Linked DNA regions of Homo sapiens: region 2 is linked to region 1. The links are chromatin loops, found by intact Hi-C in ENCODE. Cell type or tissue: mammary epithelial cell. All regions are shown on one strand.

Evidence for each region. A loop is a pair of places that touch in the nucleus more often than their neighbours do. Peaks named below come from ENCODE experiments on the same cell type or tissue, not always from the same donor. Only the 100,000 strongest peaks of a DNase experiment are listed, where the experiment ranks them.
Region 2: it touches region 1 in a loop (2.5-fold over the local background); 2 of 110 quality-filtered maps call a loop at or near these places.

The regions. Positions count from the first base shown.
Region 1 is chr12:38,312,843-38,320,842 of GRCh38, forward strand. ALG10B (ALG10 alpha-1,2-glucosyltransferase B) reads left to right here and starts at 3,932. Exons shown (of 3, transcript NM_001013620.4): 1 at 3,932-4,222; 2 at 5,419-5,616; 3 at 7,319-8,000. The coding sequence starts at 4,052. RefSeq lists an enhancer at 3,003-4,202. In mammary epithelial cell, a CTCF peak has its summit at 3,661 (motif pointing left); a DNase peak (open chromatin) is centred at 3,839; H3K4me3 peaks cover 1,098 bases; H3K27ac peaks cover 634 bases.
Region 2 is chr12:38,215,653-38,223,652 of GRCh38, forward strand. No RefSeq gene overlaps it. Among named protein-coding and RNA genes, the nearest start is that of ALG10B, 97 kb to the right of the region's middle. In mammary epithelial cell, a CTCF peak has its summit at 3,457; no DNase peak of the experiment used is centred here; H3K27ac peaks cover 438 bases.

The sequences.
Region 1 (8,000 bases):
ACTGCTATAAAGAACTGCAGAAGACTGGGTAATTTATAAGGGAAAGAGGTTTAACTGACTCACAGTTCAGCATGGTTGCAGAGGCCTAGGAAACTTACAATCATGGTGGAAGGCGAAGGGGAAGCAAGTCACCTTCTTTACAAGATGGTAGGAAAGAGAATGAATGCAGGAGGAACTATCAAACACTTATAATACCATCAGATGAGAACTCACTCAGTATCATGAGAACATCATAGGGGAAACTGCCCCAAGGATTCAATTATCTCCGTCTGGTCTCTCCGTTGACACGTGGGGATCGTGGAGATTATGGGGATCATAATTCAAGGTGAGATTTTGGGTGGGGACACAGCCAAACCATATCACCAACCATTCTCTTTGTCTGATACTACAGAATTTACCTGGCCTGAGACTTTCAAGGGTAAAACTGGAAAGTCTGCCACAAACCAGAAAGATTTGTTCTATGAAAGTTATCAGAATCAAAATGGGGCCACTTGCATAAAAACCCTGAAAAATGGAGCTAAGGAAGACCAGAAAGGGAGGGTTTATATGCGTGTATGCCTGACAACAGGAACTACGACAAAAGACTGCACAAACCACAACTTTGCACAAAGGCCACCACAATCTCACAAAAAATTACTTCTGTGAGGACATTTGCCCAGCAACTGCCTGTCCAACCTCAAACTGGTGCCACCCTTTCTACCAGTCCTTGTAACCAAGGATAATTGTCTCAAAGCAATTTATGTAACCCTCTTCATTTTTCTTTTAAAATCCCTTGTCTTCTTTTACCTCCCTATGTTCATTGTATTCTCACCAAATAAATATTACTGTTTTTTAGAAGGGTCTCTCCGTGTGTGTGTTACTTAGGTTTAACCAGTCCCCTATACAATGTCTTCAAGACATTTTCAGTAGAGCTAAAATACTTGCTAATGCTTTTGTACTAAAATGTTGTGTGTTTTTTTAATTGATTCATTAATTTTAAAATTTAGATTTTAAATTGATATGTTAAGATTGACCTCAAGGGTAGAGTTGCATTTTAGAGGTTATCATCTGTGATTTTTGGCCCAGGGTGCAGTACTCTGCTGTAGCTAGAACGAATTGTCACCTAGAAAGGAGTAAACCGTCACTCTGATTAGCAAGTGGCCAATGTTTTCATTCAGCAACAAGTGAAAAGGGGTGCAATAAGAGGCAGGGTGTTTCTTGGACTAATACTTCAAAGTTATTACAGTTACAGCCTTTGGGGAAATTCACTGTTCAGATATGGCTGTTTCAAACAGTTAAGTATATGCTATGTTGTCTGAGTTCATCAAATTAGGAATGTCTTAATTGATCAAAGTCAGCTAGGTTATACCAGAGAAATAAAGTCAAAATCTTAATGGCTTATAAACCAAAAAAGATGTATTTCTTGCTAAAACAACCTATCCTTAGAACCCCAACAGAAATTGCCCATTTTTCTGCCGTAACTTATTTATCATAATTCAAGTAGCACAAATAAATAGTTGATGTGCAATTATAATGGGATTGCTCATCCTAATGACTCTTTTTCACAAACATCTATGGAAAATGGCAGTTGGAATTCTGAATGGAAAATATAAGTTGAAATCAATGCTGATCTAGTTTTAAATGATAGGTCTAATAAAATGTAGTCTATTTCATTAAAACCCCAGAGGTAGCTATTTTACTAGGTCTTGATTTAGGAGCAGAGCTTTGGAAAGCATTTCAAGATTATCAAAGATGCTGTAATCTAAGAGTAGAAAAGTGACAACAGCTTCATCGATTTGCAGATAGTAAAAGTAACTCACTAACAAATGAGTGAAGTACTCTATGAAGAACTCTACTGGGCCCATGGAGCTTCTTAGCATTCTTAGGTAATATGTTTTACATCAATCGTTTCCAAATATGAAGATCAGTATTCAGTGATTTGAGATGGCTCTCTAGAATCTAGTTTTTCACAATGATCCCCCAGCAGATTTTGATGTAATTAGTCTGTAAGACGAACATTTTTTTAAAAGATGAAACTTGTATTTCAAATTGGTGTATGGAAACAGAGAATAGTGGAATGTAAATGTAAAGTTATTGGGACTAGTGAAACATTCAATTCAGTATATATTGTAGATTATTTTAACCTATAAGGCTGTGAAGTTATTTTATTACTCTTGGTCTGATGTTCTAATTCCTACACTTGGTTCTGACACTAATTTTTTATGTAATTTTAGGTAAATTATTCATTTTTTAAAAATCAGCTTCTTTTATAAAATGAAGTCAAGTAGATTATTAATAAAGATCCCTAGCCATCCTAAAACCCTATATTTCCTTGAAACTTTCCATTTTATGTAAAGCGATGTGTGCAGCATGTATAGGAGTCAAATGTTTAACATAAACTATTGGTGGCAATTGTTATGAAGAAAAATGGAGAGCATAAATGTCTAGTCTTGTTCTACTCCCTTTAAAAACGGCCCACTATTTCTAGGGTGGGTCAGTAAGCTGCAGAGTATATATAACACGATTTAGCAGGTCAATAGGTCAGGGGCTAATTACTCGTAGATCACATCAACCTCTTGAAGACTGAATCATCTGGAGATGTGTTACAAGTGACTTAAACAGATAAGTACAGCATGGAATCAATAATAAAATGGGAGATGATGGTTAAAGCAAAGCTAAGCATCACATCAGAGTAGAATCCTGACATGATTTTATTCCAGTAATGTAAATATTCCCGTCCCAGCCCTCATTCACCACTACCTCCTCTTATCATTGAGGAAACAGGCAGAGACAGACTGGAAAGGCAGTCAGCTTGATTTAAGAAACTTTCTTAAGTTCAGAAATACTGAATTATTTTTAACCCAGAAAAAGAGCTCAATTGAGAACTCTGAGGTTTGCAACCTTAAATCCCGACTCAATCTGATATATGCCTGCCAAAGGCAACCTGACTGAGGTTACCTGAGAGAAAGTTTTTCTACAAAACATGGCCAACCATGCTCAAGACAAAATTCCAACACATAATTTATCTTCGGCATTCTTCAAATTATTTACCACATCTCCTGCCCCCAACACCTAATCCCAGAATACAGGAATTTGATGATGTCTACACAGCCTATAAAAGTCCACAAATTTAAGTGCCTACTGTGTGAAAGCCATTTGGGGGACTACAAACATAAAGGATGTATAATGCCACCCACTAAGATGTTCACGCTTATGATTTAGTAGGAAAAACAGAAGGCTGCCTTATAAATATTAACAACCTAATTTACAGGCACACCTAAAACATCCCAAATTCTAAAATATATATTTTCTTCCAAATCCTACAGGGTAATATGGCTATGAGAGTGCACTAGGAGTGTCAATTTTACTAAATCCTCTGAGAGCATCCACATTTTGAAAGAGTTCTCTCTTAACCTAAACAAACAAACAAACGAACAAACACTCCTCTCACTGAAGTTCATTCGGCATTGACGGGTCTCTGGTTCTTCAAGTTTTCATCTGAAAGTCTCAGTCTTTGCTATCACAACCAACGCCCCCTTCCTACACTCCAAGGTTGATGGAATGAAATGTCTTGGAATTGAGGGTTTAATTAATTCGGATCACTGGAGAGAAAGAAAAGAAATAACGGGGGAAAAAAATGTGTTAATTTTAGGGCTTGGAATTGGAAACGTGGGGAAACGTCGCCACCTTCTGGTAAGTGATGGAAATGAGCAGGAAAAAAGATCCAAGCTAAGAAGCGGCTTTTTTTTTTTTCCAAAGCAGCAAGCCACGCCCCTCCCGCGCTCGCGAAATCCGAGACCCGCCCTTTCCGGAAGTTTTGACACTGTGCGCCCCGAGTAATGTGATGGAGAGGGTAATCATCCGGTCCGTTATCTAAACCCGTCACTCCAGGAAACAGCGACCCGCTGTTTTCCGGATCCGCGCTCTCCCAGCATCCTTTGCCTTCCGGTATGTGGCCCCGTCTGGCTAGTCCTGTCTAGCGCGCCCATTTCGAGCCCAAGTTTCCAGCTCGGGTTTCCGGGCTCAGAATTTTCCAGGAGTGGGTTCTTGGGCAGTGGCTGTGGGAGCAGGAATGGCGCAGCTAGAGGGTTACTGTTTCTCGGCCGCCTTGAGCTGTACCTTTTTAGTGTCCTGCCTCCTCTTCTCCGCCTTCAGCCGGGCGCTGCGAGAGCCCTACATGGACGAGATCTTCCACCTGCCTCAGGCGCAGCGCTACTGTGAGGGCCATTTCTCCCTTTCCCAGGTGGGGTGCCCAACCTGTCCCCACCCCAGGAGAGGCCTGAAAGGTCCCAGCGTCCCCAGCTCCTTCTCCCATCTTTAGACTTAACTCGTCCCTTTCCACCCCACCCCAGCCTCAGAACATGAAAGAAACTGGGTATAGTCTTTTGTTCCTGTCTCTGAGATCTGTGAAATATTTATTAAATGAATGAATAAACAGCAGATCTGATCCCCAGGGAGGAGTGATCTGGGAGAATACTTAGTGGGGAACTGAGCGCTCCTCTTGGCAGCTGACAATATCGATCCCACTTTGTTTTTCCTTGTCTCAGGATTAAAGGCATTCGGGTGCTCCTTGGAAATATCAGAAAACTTCCCTTTAGCTCACCTGTTAAGCACCTCACTGTGCATTTTAGGGGTGGGATAGGGTGGACTGGAGGGATCTTCGGCTACCAAAAAGTGACAATTTATAATCACAAATTCCTTCCCTGGGTATTTTTAGTGAACTATCTGTTGACTGGATAAACTGGCAACCAGTCAAGTCACATCATTTTTGAATATATATTTGACTGTGCAAGTATGTACATATAAATATCAAAATAAACATCCCCTGCTTTTCTGGTGACACAATATAGGGTACTGGCTAGAAATATAAAGTCTGTTTTAGAGAAAGATCTGATCTTAAATCTTGGTGCTGTGATTTACTAGTTTTGTGATCTTGGAGATGTTCTGAGTTTCAGAAATTCAGGTTACTCATCTGCAAAATGACAATAATCTTTACTATAGGGCATATTGTAATGTTACAATACAGAGGGTTTGGCACAATTTCTGTCTCAGTTTATGTCAGCTGTCATCATGGAGCCTGTGGTCCAAATGTTTTCCTAAACTTAGAGTCCCAAACAATGTTTCCATGCTTTTAAAAACTGGAGCATTTGCAGTTTATTTATCAAAATAAAGGCTTTTAAAGAACATTTCTTGGAAAATAGAAATAGATTTTAAGTTGTTGTTTATTGGTTGCTGCTACCTGAACCATCACTAAGCTGGTCCGGGGGCAAAAAATAAGAAAAACTAATCCTGTTCTGCCAAGGACTTACTTAATCTTGTCATAGACTAACTTCTCAAAATTTCTGATTGTTGCTGGAGATGAGACTTGGGCTTGACATATTTGTGTCTGTCTTGTTCGTATTACCTCTTGCTTTTACTTCATTTTCTTTCATTTTAAAGTGGGATCCCATGATTACTACATTACCTGGCTTGTACCTGGTGTCAGTTGGAGTGGTCAAACCTGCCATTTGGATCTTTGCATGGTCTGAACATGTTGTCTGCTCCATTGGGATGCTCAGATTTGTTAATCTTCTCTTCAGTGTTGGCAACTTCTATTTACTATATTTGCTTTTCCACAAGGTACAACCCAGAAACAAGGTATGTTTCAAAATACTTAATTACAAGTTTATGTGTAGTCAGGTCCACAATTACAATGAATTAGTTTTATGAGATTTGGTGAAAAATGTCTTTAACACTTTGTAACTTTGTATTTTTTGTATATTATGTAAAGGTAAATTTAAATTCTCCATCTCCATTTTAGAATAAATTTGTATTTAAATACTTGAATAACTTATTTGTAAACTCTAAAGTAAATATTTGTTAAGTGAGTCAAACCAGTTCAATAAATACTTACTGAGCTTATTCCATGTGCTGGGGACTGGGACTACAGAGATAAATGAGGCAGTCTTTTTCTTGTAAAACGTATATATTCAGTAGGGAAAACAGACTTTACCTGAGGACTTTTGATGTGGTAATAGTGCAGGCCCCGGAGGTCGATTGCCTGGGTTAGAATTCTCTCCCTGCCACTTAACCAGTTTTGTTACTGTGGGCAGGTTAACCCTTAGTGGCTCCATGTCTTCATCTGTTAAATAAGAATAACAATAGAATCTGCCTTATAGAACTGTTATAAAGGAACAAGGAAACTTAATAAATGGAAGATGCTTCAAATAGTGCCAGATATATAGTAAGGGCTCAGTAAATATTAACTCTAATAATTATTTTTAACCTTAAGAGATTATTTCAGTAGTGTCAATTATGATAGAGTAGTAGACATAAGATGCTATGAGGACACAGAGAAGGAGCAGGGAAACACTTACTGCTTTTCTGGGAGGGAGAGGAGTATGTGGCATTCAGTAAGTCCTCACAGAGAAGATGGTACCAGAGCTGAGTCCTGATGAACGGATAGGGCTGTGTAGGGTGAGGAATTAATCCTGGGGAGACAAACAGCATAAGCAAAGGAAGAAAGGCATTGAACAATGAGGTGCAGGGAATTGGTCTTGGAATTACAGGATTAGAAAGTAGAGGGATGTAAGGCTAGAGAAGTAGGTCATGAATGCCCTCATATGTCACAGAGAGGACTTTGAACTTTAGCATGTAATGGAGAGACCTTAATTTTAATCAAGGAAATGACATGGTCTGATTTAGTGATTTAGATTAAGTGGAGTATACAATTCAAGAACATAAGAACACTTTCAAATTCTGAAATAGCATGTCAGAAAGGCCAAAATAAGATATATAAGTTTAGACTGGCTCACTTTTCAGAAAAATACCGTTATTTCATCATGAAAATATCATCTTGAAAAAGTAAGTCTGGATATGGTAAAATAAATACCATATGCATGTTTACATTCTCCCTTGTGTAGTGTTATGAAGGATTTCCTTAAAGGAAAGTGGTGATTATGGCTAAGTGAATCCTTATTGAAGGCACTAAAACATAAGCTCAGGGAAATGGAGCCAGCATTGTGTCCTATTTATCTCCATAGTCCCCACAGAACTTAGTCGGTATCTTGCACTCAGTAACTCCTTAACTAATCATAGCCTGATTCAAATTGTGTTAAGCTATAGAAGCTTTGGCATACACACGGTCTCCAAACTGATAGGTATAAATAAAAAGTACCAGGAAGTGTTCTTATAAATGTTTATTGTGTTTTTGCAAAGCCAGAGATAAGATTAATATTGATTAATTTTATTTAAATAAGGTTTGAGTAGTTGAGTAGTTTTAAATAAATCTCTTCATTAGGTAAGCAGAAATAGCATTTATCATTAAAATAATTGTATCTGTGTTTTTTCTTCCTCCAAGGCTGCCTCAAGTATCCAGAGAGTCTTGTCAACATTAACACTAGCAGTATTTCCAACACTTTATTTTTTTAACTTCCTTTATTATACAGAAGCAGGATCTATGTTTTTTACTCTTTTTGCATATTTGATGTGTCTTTATGGAAATCATAAAACTTCAGCCTTCCTTGGATTTTGTGGCTTCATGTTTCGGCAAACAAATATCATCTGGGCTGTCTTCTGTGCAGGGAATGTCATTGCACAAAAGTTAACTGAGGCTTGGAAAACTGAGCTACAAAAGAAGGAAGACAGACTTCCACCTATTAAAGGACCATTTGCAGAATTCAGAAAAATTCTTCAGTTTCTTTTGGCTTATTCCATGTCCTTTAAAAACTTGAGTATGCTTTTCTGTTTGACTTGGCCCTACATCCTTCTGGGATTTCTGTTTTGTGCTTTTGTAGTAGTTAATGGTGGAATTGTTATTGGCGATCGGAGTAGTCATGAAGCCTGTCTTCATTTTCCTCAACTATTCTACTTTTTTTCATTTACTCTCTTTTTTTCTTTTCCTCATCTCCTGTCTCCTAGCAAAATTAAGACTTTTCTTTCCTTAGTTTGGAAACATGGAATTCTGTTTTTGGTGGTTACCTTAGTCTCTGTGTTTTTAGTTTGGAAATTCACTTATGCTCATAAATACTTGCTAGCAGACA
Region 2 (8,000 bases), 97 kb before region 1:
CTGGTATGATGGGATTAGTGCCCTTAGAAAAATGAAATATCAGAGAGCTGGTTCTCACTCTCTTCACCAGCACACACTGAGGAAATGTCGTGTGTGCACAAAGCAAGAAGGCAGCAGTCTGAAAACCAGGAAGAGAGCCCTCACCAGAAACCAATCCCACCAATGTTAATCTGGTTATCTAGCTACCAGAGCTGTGAAAAATAAATTTTTGTTGTTTAAGCCACCCATTCTGAGGTGTTTTGCTCTGGCAGCCCCAGCAGAATAAGACACAATGGTATATTATTTCATCTGTGAGCCCAACACCCTGATGAATTGGAGAGGAGACCAGGCTCATTGAACCCATGCAATAAGACCCTTGTGGTTTCCATAGGATTCAGAAGACCTAATACAATCCCCACTGACACAGTGGAGAGGCTCTTGGCCTTGCCCACTATGGGGCAGAGGAGGCTGTTTGACTCATTCATAGGCGTTCTCCCAGGATTATAATCATGACCCCTGCTGTGGTTTAAATGTTTGGTTCTTCCAAAATCATGTTGAAATTTAGCTGCTATTCTAACAGCATCAAGAGGTGGAATATTTTTAATACTGCACTAAGTATTTAAAATAGTATTTAGAGGTGAGTGATTAGGTCATGTGTGCTCTTCCATCATGAGTGGATTAACATCATTATCACAGGAGCAGGTTCCTTATGAAAAACAAGTTTTTCCCCTTTTCTCATTCTTTCTCTCTCACCCTTTTTTCCCCCTTGCACCATGGGATGATGCCACAAGAAGACTCTTGCCAGATGCTGGCCCCTCATTCTTGGACGTTCCAGCCTCAAGAACCCTGATCCAATAAACTTTTGTTCTTTATAAATTATCCTGTCTGTGGCATTATGTTATAGCAGCACAAAATGGACTAAGACAATCCTATGTGTAGCCTATTTCTCTCTTTTGTAACCCTTCAAATAACCACAGAAAATTATGTTTTGTAGCCACAAGTGTACCTGTGCTACTTTATATCTCACTGAGTTAGAAATGAGGTAGTGTTTCATAAAAGGGAGTGATGTACAGTTTGTTCTTCTTCAGGAACTAGTAGAAAGAGCTAGTAAATCCTGATCAGCGCCAGAGAAAGAAAGAGAGGCATTATCTCTTCTAAAATAAACTTCCTTCTGGTCTTCCAAATTCTATTCTGTTTTTCTATAGGTGTGCCTTTATTAACTTTCTTTCAATATCGCTAAAAAAATGCCTTCTCAGCACCTACCGTTTGAGAAGTAATTACTGTTGCCCTTTATTTCCAGCCATGGCAAGCAGCAGTGAAAGAAGGTGACAATCGGCCCTGGCTGGTCTGATTATTGCCTGACACCAGGGCCCCACCACCTTAATAAGGCTACCTGGGTCAGAGTGACTGCATGTAATCCTCAAGGCAATAACAGTTAAGAAAGTTATTTACAAGGAACAAACATCTTATTATGAAGAGAAAACAGAAGCAAGAAAAGTGAAGTACATTTCCCAATTACAGACTCTCAGCCGTTTTCTAAAAGCCTCCTGTCAGGTTTATAAATGTAATTGTTAAACAGCTGCTAAGAGTGGCAAACAAAATGTCAATAACAAGGATCAAATAATTCTTTCTTAAAAAATAAAAGAAGACAGAGGTCAGTCTCTGGTGCCAATCAAAGGCTCGAAAACAAGTTATTATTCCCTTGTAAATATAAGTTCATTTTAGTAAGGTTTCTCCCTACAGTCATAATTAGCTAACAGTATTGTCCTACAATTGAGATGTCTGGCTTTGTTAAATGGTGGCATGTGTTAGAATATGTGTACCACACATGTGAATTTTACATTACACATTTTCAGAAAAGGTGAAATCAATTTGTTATGTGGATGTTAGACATGACTCCAAATCCAGGCCAGTGTATTTATTAGTGCTGACATTTATGCATAGTGCCCAATTTCAGAATATTAGCAAAATTAAACTTAAACGATTCTAATTTATAATTACTTTCAATTCTCTTTAAAACTAGATCTGATAACCTTTGGAAGTTAGTGGAATAACTCTTCTTGAAGGTCTTTCACACTACTGCACTTTCATTTGGACTAGCTAATTAGGACAATATTTTTGTTTTAACTTAAAAATGTCCAACAGGCTGTATATTGGATGTCCGTATCTTAGTAAAAACTCAGACTGCAGCCTTTATTTGTAGTATCTTTTCCTCTCACAGGCATCATGGAGGAGGAATAATCTGATAAAGAAACAGTAAATGTATCAATGAGTTTGGATTCATATACTGGTGTTTTAAAATTCTAGCTTAATGAAAATATTTCAGTAATTACTCTTGCAAACCAAAAGCTAATTTTCATTTTTATCATACTTCATGTTTCCACATTTCATATAATCCCTTTTTCTTTCCCTTCAGAGATATTGGGTCACTACATTGTGATGATGTGAAGGATCATGGCTCTCTTTGGTTTCTCAAAATTAATGCCACTGTTTTGACTGATTTTCCAGGGCAAGAAACAGGTGTTGTTCCTCTTTTATGTTTCATGTCCACAAAACATAATGCATTACTGTGCATAGCACAGGCCCTTCATTGACAGTAACTGATGAATTCCAAGAGAGGAGGAAAGAGCTTAACAGTTTTCTTACCCTTGCGGGATGGATGAAAAAAAGCAGATGCTAAAGTATTATGTGAAGGCATAAACACTAACTTTTTTTTTTTCAGGGAAACAAGAACGTTACTAACGAGAGAAATTAACATTTTATAACTGACTTGAGGCCCTTGACTATGAAGACAGCATTTCTACTAAATTTGAGAATTCATATTCTTTAGTAATTGTAACAAGTAAATTTGCCACCTAGATTTTTATTGCTAATTCTTTACAAATACTTTAGGATAGTGAGATTTTTATTTGACTTTATTGCTCTGTGCTGTTGATGTTTTTATAAGTAGGGAGACAAATGAGAAGAAAATGTATTTTGTGTTGGCTAAGTACAGATATTGAGAAGGCAACTTAATGCTTTGTTTTCTTTATTCTAATCAGAAAATAAACTATTCCTTCCTTCAAATTTCAGCTCTATGTATAATATGATTAAGAACTCTGTAAAATTCTTGGAAATATTGCCTTAGAACCTTGACATAGACAGAATAACATCCCCTGAAAGATGCCATGCCCTAATCCCCAGAACCTGTGGATATGTATGGCTACATGGCAAATTACAAGGAGAATTACATTGAAAGTTGAATTAAGGTTGCTAATCAAATAGCCTTAAAACAGAGAGATAGCATGGATTGTCCAGGTGCTTACAATGTTAACACAGGTCCTTACATGTGAAAGAAGGAGACAGAAGAGAAGATAAAATGAATGCGGTGTGGGCAGAACTGTACCTGATGTGTCTGACTTTAAAGATGTAGAATGGGGGTCGCAAGATGAGGGATGGGAAAACCTTTGGAAATGAATTCTCTCCTAGAACCTCCAGAGGGAGCATGTCCCTGCTGACATCTTGACTTTAAGCCAGTAAGATAATTTTGGAATTCAGGTTTCCAAAACTATAAAAGAATAAATGTAAATTGTTTTAAGCCACCAGGTTTGCAGTAATTTGTTACAGCGGTAATAGAAAGGTAATATAAACTCTATCTCTCCTAGGTTGGTTTAATATCAGAACTCGATGCTATGTTCTACACCTTTAGTCATATTGCTGTTCACATGATTTATTTGCTGGAAAACTTTCTAACAGACTGAAAAGGAGCCCCACAAATATAATGTTCATAATAATTTTGCAGTGTTTGTTTCCACATTTTCTACAGACATTTCTACAGATCACCTTTCATGTGACTATAAGTCAAAATTAGATGTATCTCCAAGTAATTTCCCTCAGGCCACAATTAAACAATTAACAGCCACTTTTTTGACAATAAACATAAGCAGGTTTAGTAACTTAACATTTGCTTTATCAAGTCATTCCTGTGCCTATATCGAAGGAAATAATAATTGTGATCCTTCAAAAACGTAATGAAGAAACAGAAAAAGCAAAATCACATTATTAGTGATAATGTATGTGTCCCTTAAATGAAGTCCCACTCTGGTGTAGTTCATTAATAGCTTGGGCCTTTGAGTATGAAAATACATTTAAACATTGGATGGGTCATTGGACCTAATCCTAAAAGTCCTTTTCCAGCACGCAGTTCAAAAACTCTATGATTCTCTGTTGATGTAGATCAAAGCACAGAATCAGGCTGCTTTCTTAAAATAAAACTTCTTATAAATATTCTTAAAAGCAAGGCTTCCTTTATTGCATTTGAATATTTGAAGTTAGGCTTAACAAAATCTCATTTACCTGGCATGCTTGCAGACTTGTTTTAAGGATAAAATTTAAAAAAAAAAATACACACACACACACATTCCAAAGTCAGACACAGGTACTGATATAGAAAAGTCATTAGTTAAGCTTTTAAAAATATCTGGTTATTTCAAACATATAATACAATGCCATTGCTTAGCAATTTGATCAATGTAAGTTAATAATGGCTTCATGATTCGGAAATAATATTGTGAGCATTTGTTTATAAAAAAAGTATTACTTGCCTCTCCCAGGTATCACCATATAGATATCATTTGAAAAATAAATTATTTAACCAAAAGTTGAAGGAATCTTATCTGAGGTTGTTTCTTGCTCTCAATAAAATTATTTTATTTCCTCTTAGCAATACCTATTGATTTTTTAACAGTGGTCAAATATGTTCCTTATTACACATCAATACCTATTTAAAACTATAAAGGAATGTTTTAGTTCCTTTATATATATATAAATCAGTTCCTTTATATATAGATCAGTCATACTGATCCATGAAGACCTAGGAACCTCAAGCTCCTTTGCAAGACTGGATTAATTGGGAGCAGAGGCAGACTCATGATACAGGTAACATTCCTATACCCACCATTTTAATCAGGTAGCTCAGCTTTCTCTAGTTTATATGTTGGATTTCACTTTTTGTTGGAAGAAATGTTTGGGTACCACTGTCTTAAAGAACTTCATTGCAATAAAATTCACTTTCATATAGAATATATTATATAATAGCACATTTCAAACCTATCGTAGACTGATGGCTATTCCTGGGCACATGGCTACCCAGAACAAAGACTTCATTTCCTAATCTCCCTTGCAAATAGGTGTGGTTGCATGACTAAGCTGTCACTAAGAAAATGTAAATGGAAGTGGTGTATAAGAAGTCTGGATCATGTCCTTAAACTGCAGGATTGTGACCCTGATGACCCTATTTTCTTTATCTTACTGTTTGAAAGAGGAATTCTTGGAGCTCTCTCTACTTTGAAACTTTAGGATAAAGACCACATCAACAAATGAATCTGTAGATTACCACAACAGCCTTGAATTACCTAAATTCGTACTTTCATGAGAAACAAACCTTCACCATGTTTGAGCTACTGTCACTTTGTGTTTCTATCACATCTATGAAAACCTAAATGCATTACCATCTTACAGGCTTTTATGCTATTCTTGATAAAGACTATTAAACCTAACTGAATTCTGGTAACTAGATACATAAATCAGATCTTTTATCTTTTGTTATTCATTTGTGTATTGACAAAGATAATAGTTATGTGAATAACATAGACATATGCTTGTCTGAAAATTATAGTCCTATAAATGTAAGTAGATTAAAAAGTGTTATAGCTTTCAAAATTTGTATTTGGTAAGATTGAGAGCTATCATCTAAGCTCACAAAAATAATGTATATTTTATAACACTGCTTTCAACTTAATTGCAATCACAAGAATACTCAGAGATAACAAAATCAACTACCCTGAAGAAAAAATGTCTGAAGAATAAGCATATTTATAGCCCAACGTTATAATTAGTCTTTTAAGTAATGGTAAACAAATGTTTCTAAAAGCTTTTGAAGTGAAAAACATTTTAATCACTTAAGTCAGAAAACACCATTACCCTGCAGAATCAGAACTGGTGATAATAATAAATTGAATTGTCTTGCTAAATTAGTCAGTGAGTATGAATGTTCATGATTCACTACTCAAAAGTAAAACACAAAAATGCCTTTGAAAGAAATCAACTTTCAGTAGTCAGAACAATAAAGTATTAACGCTGTCATCTAAATTGGGAACATTGAAGAAATTTAAGATGAAACCCAGCAATATAATAGATTTTTGCACAAAAGACTGATTTATGCACCAAAGACTGGTGAGAGGCACTAGAAGGAATGCAAGAAAAGGGACATTCTAAACACAACAACAAGGATAGAGTTTAGTTATCCTAGGGAAGGAGCTAAGGAAACCAGAAGCAAAGACATTCAAGAAATAGTAATTCAGGAATCTCAATGGAGATGAAAATCAAATTGGTTACTCAAGTACAGTTAGGATACGTGAAACTCAAAAAGTCCAGGTGTTAAGATCACTCCAGGTGGCTGGCTAATCATTATCAGAGAGTGATAACAGATGGATCCGGGGGTCAGGAGTGAAAAATGCCATTTGAGGTGAAGGCTACTAGGCAGACATGAGATTCCAGGCAGAAAACACAGTCAGTGAGAGCACAGAGGAATGAGGTGGATCTCAGTCATTAAGAACTTGGGATACGGGAAAAGAATCAAGTTTCCCAAGACATTTCTGGAATACCCAAGTTAATATTTGTGAGCTATGAGAGGGGTACCCAGTACTTAGTCATGGTGATAGTGACAGGAGATAGACAAATTCCAAGGCAGACAGGGGCGGGTCTCTGGTAGGACTCAACCTTCAACCTGAGGACCGAGCTGCCAGTTTCAGACAGAGTCCATGACTGGAGTGAGAACTTCTATCTCTGTCTTACCTACTCTCCTCTCTCTCTCTGAATTGGTTCCTTCTGGATAGTGCCTTTTAACCAATTGAGTGATGCTTTTTCCAAGACCACCCACGGACCAATCAGCATGAATGCCCCCATTCCAAGCTCATAATAACCCCGGACTCAGCCACACAGACAGCTACCATTTCAGATCACCTCTCACTATCGAGAACTTTTCTGTCACTCAATAAACTTCTACCCTGCCTTGCACATTCTCTGGTGTGAAAGGTAAAGGGTACAAAACAGATATACAGTGACTTAAAAATTTTATGAACATAAAGATGCATTAAAAATCGGAAAGGAAATATACAGTTTAGTAGACTAATGGATAGTCATTTTCTTATCTAAATTTTTATGTTATATATGTGCCTGTTTTATGCTAAAGGGAATACCTAAATTTATTTTTAAAATAAATTAAGTTTATGAAACTTTAAAATTTTACATTTAAAGCTTTAAGCAATTTCAGATGCAGAGATTAATAACTAATGAAATTTATAATATCAAAGAAGCAATCATAATTAATATCACCGGCAGAGTTATTAAGGTAAATCATATATAAAAGACAGAACTTGGATGTTATTTTAAAAAAAAAGAAAGGAAAACTAAAAACAGATCAAAGTAGAAACACTTTCTTTAGTCAATCCTTGGCAAAGAGGTTTCATCAATCTCTAATGAAGAGAAATTGATATCAGACCCTACATAATAATTATGTACTTTGCTTTATATAATTATGTACAATCTTACTGTACAATAATGTAGATTTAGTCACCATTATATTTTTGTTGTCTTCATAAAATTCTTTTTTTCACTTTTTTTTATTATTATACTTTAAGTTTTAGGGTTATATAACCCTTTCTTGGTTAGTTTCAGCTAGATAACTAAATTGAATAAAATATATCACCTTTATAATTAAGATTCTGTTGTCCAAACAGAAAAATTGAAGTAAGCAATTTTCCTTATGGAATATTATTCTATTAAATGTCAACCCAGGATGCGTTTGATGCATAATACAAAAAAAGCTACTAAGACATCTCTGGAACATTTCAAAGTGTATTATCAACCAAAAAAATCTTCAAATTTTGGTTTAAAAAAAAACCCTCAAAGAGTAACCAGTTGACAGGAAGTCTGCTTATAAAGAAATGGAATTCCAGTTACTATTGATAATGTTTGCAATG